Regions from separate parts of the Mus musculus genome. Here region 2 is linked to region 1. A link is a contact called in ENCODE POLR2A ChIA-PET data. All regions are on one chromosome and are shown on one strand. The core of a region is the stretch at or near the end of the contact, and the rest is flanking DNA. Distances in the headings are between cores, read along the strand shown.

What was found. ChIA-PET counts read pairs that join two places held with the same protein, here RNA polymerase II (POLR2A).
Region 2: POLR2A ChIA-PET joins it to region 1 with 14 read pairs in embryonic stem cell. The contact joins the promoter of Anxa11 here to the enhancer-like site in region 1. POLR2A ChIA-PET finds 5 or more read pairs at or near these places in 3 of 5 experiments (Patski and embryonic stem cell).

What each region holds. Positions count from the first base shown.
Region 1 is chr14:25,742,938-25,747,116 of GRCm38, forward strand. All of the region lies in intron 2 of Zcchc24 (zinc finger, CCHC domain containing 24), which reads right to left. Among named protein-coding and RNA genes, the nearest start is that of Zcchc24, 24 kb to the right of the region's middle. Within about 2 kb of position 2,719, at least 2 of the 3 ENCODE cell types and tissues checked have a DNase peak (open chromatin) inside an H3K27ac peak, as active enhancers do.
Region 2 is chr14:25,839,504-25,843,843 of GRCm38, forward strand. Anxa11 (annexin A11) reads left to right here and starts at 2,652. Exons shown (of 15, transcript NM_013469.2): 1 at 2,652-2,792.

The DNA of each region.
Region 1 (4,179 bases), core at 1,469-3,968:
GTGCCAACCCCATCATTACCACTACCACCTCATCACTATATCAGCAGCAGCATGACCGTCACTACCATCATCATCGCCATCAGCATCTTCACATTACCAATGTGCCTAGTTTTCTGAAAAGCATAATTTCACTCCTAAAGTGGCTGTAAGGGTGGCCACCCAGTCTCGCTCAGCAAATACAAGCTCTCTCTCCAAGGCAGGCTTTGTGCCAAGATTGATAAGCTGGCAGGCACGTGGGCAGCCTCTGCCCCCTTCTCGGTGTGCCAGCTTTGTCCTTACAGGATCTTGACTAATCCTTGTGGCCATTCTGTCAGCCATACTCTGCTGTCCCTCCTCATGGAAGAAACCAGAGAGATGCAGGGGCATTTTTCAAGGTCACACAGAGTGAGGGACACAAGTGACATTCTGTGTCAGGCTTGACATTCTAGCATAGCTGAAGTGGGGATAGAGGGAGTATAGTGGGGCACCAGCCCTTAGGCTTGGAAATGGCCTAGGGTTAGAGAGAGCCCTCCTAGGCTTGGTGTAGTCTCTAGGCTATAGACGGTAAGTACACACTGCTGGAATGCTCTCTGTTACCTTAGAGGGACCGAAGGTCATTTGGGTCCTATAGTAACAAGATGGTTCCATACAAAAAGCCAGGCCTAGGCCGGGCTGACTGGAAAGGCCCATGCCATAACAGCTGGAAGACAGGCTACCACTCTTACTAAGCGATTCATCCCCTGCTAGGTCTCTGTTCTCCGTCTGGAATCGGGGTGTTTGTCAGCACAGAGACTGAAGGGTCTTTGCATGTGATAGCCCCTCATGCTATCTACTATGCCTAATCTGCTACTCTGGGCACCAAGAGCTCTGCTGTGAGATGTACCGATGCAAAACATAACCAAGAGATGCTTCCGGTGCCCGCACCGCTGTCCCTGCTGTGTGATGGGAGGTGCCTTTTCTCTCCTCTAGCTTTGACTCCTCCTGCGGCAGTGTTGGGGGTGGAGCCAGGAGTTCTACAGGGTCCTGCTCTCCCCAATTCACTGTCCCCCAAGGCAGGAAAGAATGGCCTGTGTCCAGGTTCATACAGCTCACTGTTTCACCTCAAGAAGACAAAGGCGGGGGCTGGAGCGATGGATCAGGGGTTAAGAGCACTGACTGCTCTTCTGAAGGTCCTGAGTTCAATTCCCAGCAACCACATGATGGCTCACAACCATCTGTAATGAGATCTGACTCCCTCTTCTGGAGTGTCTGAAGACAGCTACAGTGTACTTGCATATATAATAAATAAAATCTTAAAAAAAAAAGAAGACTAAGTCCAGACTCCTGGCTCCAGTAGCCATTGGTCTAGAGGGACTGGCGGACCATTGCAGAGTTGCTGAGTGTAGACTCTGCCAGAGCTAAGGCTACAACAGCACCATGTCTTAGACTCTAGAATGGGGACAGTAATGCACACTATGCTCAGGCAAGAGGCTTCCTCCCCAGAATGAGAGCCCCTGAGAACCCAGATACCCGTGTGAGGCTTAGAAAGCCGAACTCAGCTATGGACGGATCAGAGACCCTCAGATCTGAAACCACACAACCCAAACACACAACCCAAAGCCCACCAGCCAGAGCCACCTGGAAGGAAGCCTGTTTCCAAGTCACAAGCTCTATGGCCGCACGGACCAAGATTCTGGGATGAAGCACTGGCATGAGGAAGCAGGAGCCCTGGGACCTGAGGAGGACTTGGAGCTTGCTCACCTGCAGATGCTCCCACCAGGACACCATGCCATTTCACACTGGGTACCGTATTTTGCTCAGCTGTCCGTCACCATCATTTAATGAACATGCAGACAAGTCTATGTCCCAGCCAACACCTGCAGCACCCCCAAATAAACAGGACAAAACATCCCAGGCACCCCTAAGGGGAAGTCCCAGAGGGATGTGATTGGGTTCCACCCCTCTTTCCTGTTATAGGGAAACAGAGACTACAAGCAACTAGGCCAAGGACACACAGAAGTGTCTCCCAGTCTCCATATCAGGCTCAGGTCCCCTAAACCTTTCCTTGTACCCTCTTTAGACCCCTTTGGCTTTAGGGATTCAGTTGCCTCAGAGAGAGGGGGTGGGGGGGGGAGAGAGGGAGGGAGGGAGTGAGAAAGAGAGAGAGAGAGAGAGAGAGAGAGATCTTCTTCTAGGCTCCAAGACAGCCTTTGGCCCCACTTACGTGCAGTGCCTACCAAACAACCTCCAGGAGGGTCACCAGGGTCCTTAATGCCAGTCCTCACTCAGGAGGCCTGTTATAAAGAGAGGCTTTGAAAACAGCAGTTAAAATCCAGGACTTCTGCTGTGACAGTCTGGGCTTAGCTGTGAACTTAGACAAATGATGTGGCCTCTCTTGTCTAGAGCTCTAGGAATGTCCAGCCAACCTGTGAGGTGCACACACCCCAGAATAGCTTTGAATGCAGACCAACACAAAACCCCGTTAATTTACTTAATGTGAGTGTGTATGTGTGTTTATATTTACAACTCAGTTCCGTGCATGGTGTTCAGCATGGCGTTTGTACATGACAGTGTTACATCACAGTGATAAAGTGTCTCAGAGCAGGAGGCTGGACAGAGTCTGCTGTGGACTTCGCACTGCATTTCAGGGGATGGAGGCCCTCAGTGTCCTTCCTGGTGTGTTCCTGACCGATTAGAAAGTCCTGTCCTCTGTCTAACCCAAACACTCCAGCTGTGATTTGGCCCTTTTGCTGTGTCTGGTATAGATAGTGATTGCCTGGGCAGAAATAAACGCCCTTGGTTTGCTTAGAGGAAGCCGGAGCTTCCTGCACCCAGCTGAGGGTGCTCCCCAGCTCTGCCTGCTCTGCCCCAGCCCTGACAGGCCTTGCTGACTCCCCAGACAATCGGAGCAGCCTCACCAGGGCTGCCAGCTCTTTGCTCCATTTCACCCAATGCCTCTGGATCCTAAGCAGACGAGCAAGGTAGCTACTATAGCAAGGTGGGGATTCCTAGGCAAGGTCCCACCAGGCTGGAGAGGGAAGGCACATGCTGCTGACTCCACAAGGACAGTAGGGGTCACTGTGCTGAGGGACAGTGGCTCCTGAACTCTGGTGTGGACAGGAGTGACCCAGAAGGCTTGAGATCACATCCACCCTGCTGCCGCTTGAAACTGATCCCGTGCTAGGCAAGAGCTCTGCCACTGAGCCATACTGTCAACCCCAGCTTGCTTTTCTAAGTCTCTCAAAGCAGCAGCTGGCTCAAGGGCCACACTCCAGGCTAGCCTGCTGATATCCAGAACAGTCACTCCTTTTTAGGCCCTTCAATTTTGCTTATCTGGGTTTCCTTTCGTCTGTAACTTGTCAGCTCAGACGATTCTCACAGAAGCCCCAAGGGACGGGCTGGATGTGTGTCCATGGAACCATTATACAGAAGGGAAAACTGAGGCATGGCAAGGGCATGAGACTCATTCAGGGTCACCCAGTTGACTATCCTGCCTCTAAACTCCCTTGAAGCTGGTCAGAACCAGACACAGGGCAATGAGCAGCCCTACCTAGCAACCAACTTCCTGTCCTGTCTTCACCTCAGGTCTCCTCGCTCTCCAGCAGATTCTAGAGGACCTGCTGGCCTTCTGGAGCTTAAGCCAGTGAGAAGCTGAAGGGAACAGGAATCAGCCCAGCCATAAGGCCAGGTTCTCACAGGCATGGGACGGCTGGGGACGAGTCCCAAGAGAGGCCGGCTCAAGTTAGGATCTGAAGGGAGCGGGAGGGAAGCGGCTGAGTTAAGGCAATGGGGTGCAGTGTGAGGCAGGGCTTAGCAGCTGGGGAAACACTGAGTGTGTCCATGTGTGTATGCACCTGTATGTGTGTGTGTGTGTGTGCGCACGTGTGTATGCATGTGCATGTATATGTGTGTGCATATGTGTATGCACATGTCTGTGTGTGTGCATATTTATATGTGTGTGTGCATGAGTGTGTCCCCAAGAATATAGGCTCAACAGCCGTTGGAGACAATGGGAAGGCAAGAGGAGGGTCCAGTGTCGGTTATATCTCAGGAGTCTTGCTCTAGTCCCAGTCTCAGTTTACCAGCGAGGGTGGATAAGGCTCTGGGGCCAACGGCTTCAAGAGCAACAACAAAGCTTCTAAGAGCAGCTGCACACCAAGTGCTAGAGGAGGCCAAGTAAGGGAGAGGCAGTGTGGCCCACATACCCCACTGCACTCGGCA
Region 2 (4,340 bases), core at 1,402-3,901, 96 kb after region 1:
TCTTTTCTTACTGAGCCTAGAGCTTGGCCAGAGTGGCTGGCCAGTGAGCCTCAGGACAGCCTTGTCTGTCCCCAACTATGATGCTTTGTCCAAATTTCTCCCCCCTCAAGACAGAGTTTCTGTGTGCAGCCCTGGTCATCCTGGAACTCGCTGTTGTAGTCCATGCTAGTCTTGAACTCAAAGATCTACCTGCCTCTGCCTCCTAGGTGCTGGGATTAAAGATATGCACCCCCACCCATCCACCTGCATCACCTCTGGTGATGTGTCATGTCCTGGTGACCTCAACCACAAAATTATTTTCTTTGCTACGTCATAACAGTAATTTTGCTACTATTATGAATCATAATGTAAATATCTGATATGCAGATCGCCTTGGGGTACTTCTGTGAAAGTCATTTGACCCTGAGGAGTCGTGACACATAGGTTGAGAAACGCTGCCCTAAATGATTTATTTTTACATTCATATTCTCAGAAGCATTGGCTCCACCCCAGAGAAAAGCAGCCTATCAGGAGCCTACATTCGTAGCCTTTGTGGGAGGACCAGTTAAGTGCAAGAATGGGCCAGAGGAGTGGGGTTGCAGCCAGGTGACTCCACCCCCCCCCCGCCCCCCCACCATGAGAGTGTATGATAACAGTCGCTCCCTGGAGTCCAGAAAGGCTTGGGGCTGGTTTGGTGGCAGACTTCACAAGTCCCATGTCCCCACCATGTCCCCCTGTTCTTTCTGCCCTTCTGCCTGCCCCCATGCCTGCCCCCATCCCCTTTTGGTTTTCTTTCTTTTAAAGATTTATTTATTTATTTATTAAGTGTTCCCCCATCCCCTTTTGGTTTTCTTTCTTTTTTTTTTTAAGATTTATTTATCTATTTATTAAATGTTCTGCCTGCCTACAAGTCAGGAGAGGGCACTAGTCCTCATTACAAATGCTTGTGAGCCACCATGTGGTTGCTGGGAATTGAACTCATGACCTCTGGAAGAGCAGACAGTGCTCTTAACCTCTGAGCCATCTCTCCAGCCTGGAGGTTTTCTATGTGATGTTTTGTGTTAGGTTTCAAACCCTGGACCCTCAGAATTCCTCAGTCCTTACCTTACAGCCTGTGGCTGGCATACCCTGCCTTACCTTACAGCCTGTGGCTGGCATACCCTGCCTTACCTTACAGCCTGTGGCTGGCATAACCTGCCTTCTACCCACAACTCTGCAGGCCACGGTACAGGGCTGCTTTTCTCTACATAATATAATGATTTTAGTTACCCCTCCCCCTTTATTTTGTACCTTTAGCTTCTAGCTGCTGTACCTGGTTCTCCTCTCTCACCCATCTCCTTTCCCCTCCCCACTCTCCTCACAAGGCTCTGGGTCATGACCATTCTGGATTCTCCCAGATGTGTCTGCCTTTGACTATGTCTCTTTTTTCTCTACAATAAACCTTCTCCTTCACCATACCTAGGAGTAATCATGTTCCTCTGCTATTTATTTATTTATTTATTTATTTATTTATTTATTCATTCACTCTGAAACCTTAAGCCTGAGTTTCCCGCTGTGAGGCAGTAGCCTGGCAGGCTAGCTCATTCCGATCTGCTGGAGCAAGCAGACCACACCTGCCAACCAGGCTTCTTCCGGCTCTTACAGTCCACTGGGCTCCTAAAATGCAAATGACAAATGGCTTGTTTGCAAATCAAAAGTGGGCCATGAAAGAAGTGTACCCCAGGTGGGAGCTAGATAGTGAAGAATCCGTAAGGGGTGGGGGGAGATCCTGTGCAGTCTTCCGAAGAACCTGGTTGGTCCTGGGGCGTCAGTTGAAAGGACACTCGAATATAAAGTGAGGGGAAAAAAAAATACTGCAATCCTGTTTTATAAACAAATACATTTGCTTAAGCACAGCAAGCAACACAAACGTAGAAGTGTGTTGAACATCTGGAAGGAGGTGCCTAAATGTGAGCTGGGGAGAGTAAGAGACTTAATTTTTATTTTTAAATGTTACACAATCATACTCACTATACTACCTTTTTCTAAATAAACAACCAACGTGGGTCTTCTCCTGTTATTAACATATTAGTATTTTTGCTACAATAGATGTACCAATATTGATGCATTGTTATTAAATCTATATATGGTCCAGATGTCATTGTTTTTTTTAACTTAGTGTCCTTTTCCCAGGATCCCATCCAAGATGTCACATTACTTAGTTTTCATATCTCCATGTGACAGCTTCTCAGACTCCTCTTGTTTTGACAACCTTGAGAGTTTTGGACAGTCCTGAGTTCCTCAATTGGGGCTTGTCTGATATTTCTGCACGATTACTATGGGGTCATGTGTCTCCAGGAGGAAGACACCACACGACAGAAGATCAATATAAATTACCACTGCTGATGTTGGCCCTGGTCACTGGTTGAGGTGGTAATTTTTTCCATTGTGAAGTTTCCTCCTGCCGTACACAGTGACTGTTTTAAGTTTTTTTTCGCTGTCAAACTCCTGAAAATAAACACCCGCGAGAATGTCCTCTCATCCTGAGGTCTAGAGCGGCTTTGCTCCGGAAAGCTCGGGGCTTCCTACAAAGCTACCACTGAAGCGCAACCCTCACCTGTGGGCGTGGTCCCACGCACCCCGCCCCTCCAGAGAGGCTCCGCCCATCTCGTGCGGCTCCGCCCCGGGGCGACAAACGCGGCCGCGCCCGGAGAGTTTTCCGCCTTGCCGGCTCCTCCTTCGACCGTGCGCAGACACTCTCGGGTTAGGATCCAGGAAAGCGGGAGTAGGAAGGAGTTGCTATCCGAGCTCAGTGTCCCGGTCCCTGGTGCCAGGTGCGTGAGGGTCCCGGCGGGCGGCTTCCGCATGAGGGGTATTCGCGCGTGGCGTGGGGTGCAATGTTCCCCCGAGGACAAGGCCCGGAGTTGAACGGGGTCAGGGCAGGTGAGCCTGGGACCGCAGGGTCCCAGGGTGTGCGAACTTGGGGGTGACTGAGGTCTTACCTCAGTGCGCTTCCGGGAGAAGCTTGAGCGGAGCCCAGCGGGCCGAGAAAGCTGTCTTTGGGAACTTTGCTCCGGAACTGCAGGGCGCGGGTTCCTGGACCTGCCACCCTGGGTTTATATAAGGCAGGCTCCTAAGCGGTCCAGAGAATGCACGATTGTGCCAGATGCCGTGTTGCCTGCCTGTCTTCCTTACCGCGTATCCAGCTAGGATCCCTCTGCCCCTGCCCCCGCTTCTCGTTCCAGAGTCTTCAAGAACGCTTGCTTGAGCTTGGCAACCCGGACGTCCCGTGGGCTCAGGCCAGTCTCCTAAAGGCGTACAAGGTGTCAAACAAATCTGGGGGAGAATAGCTAAACTCATGCTGGGCACATTCTCTTTAGAGATTTTTCTCCCCGCCGGCTAATCAGTGGGCGTCCTTGGAGATTGGGTTTCCCAGACCCTACACCTAGAGTGTCAGCCTACCTGTCTGATCCCTTTACAGGATTCAACTAGCTTGCTCCCTGCTTGCTCCGAGGCTGCCTTGCCCCGAGGCTGCCTTATTGCGGAAGAAAGCTACAAATGCGGCCCTGGGTTGGGCTGTTCAACTTTGTTGATGGCGGTGTGTGTCATTGTCGAAAGGATGACTAGACTTGGACCCAGATCCTTGCGGGGAAGGGCCAGGTGTCTTGCTCACCCTCAGCCTGCTCCCATTATTCTCCTTCATTATTTTCTTGCTTCCGTCAGTTGTTGGGAATTCCTGGAGGATTAACAGGGCTGTTCCCCCAAGGCTTTGTCTGTTCTCGGGATTCTCTAGCTGGGGAAGCAAGGTGAGCTCACCCACACAGTCTGTTGCTCTAAGACAGGTGTCCACTTCGGATTCCTCCATCCCTTCCTGATACCTCATTAATTTCTGCACTGTAAAATGAGGGTAATTATAATTCTTATTTCATAGACTCACTGTGAGGATTGTGTGAGTTAATTTGTTGTCTTGTTAATTTGGGGTGGGGGTTGTTGTTGTTTGTTTGTTTGCTTGCTTTTGAAACAAGGTCTACCAATTTAGCATTGGCTGGCCTGGAACTTGCTTTGTAGACCAGTCTGGTCCCAAACTTCAATATCAAGACTCATACAGACCTCTGCCTCCTGAGTGCTGGGATTAAAGGTTTGTGCCACCGGCCAGCAAGTTAATATTTTTAAAAAAGCATTTATATTATTTTTAGTTAAGTGTGTGTATATTCAGTTCCGCTGGAGCTGAAGTTACAAGTTGTGAACGTCCTGAGTCTGAAATCTGGTCCTCATCAAGAGCAGTATTCACTCTTATCCACGGAGAGAGCTTTCCTGTCCTATGGTTAATCTAGTTTTACCTTTCTTGTTTGTTTTTTTGTGTGTCGCCCTGACTGTTCTGG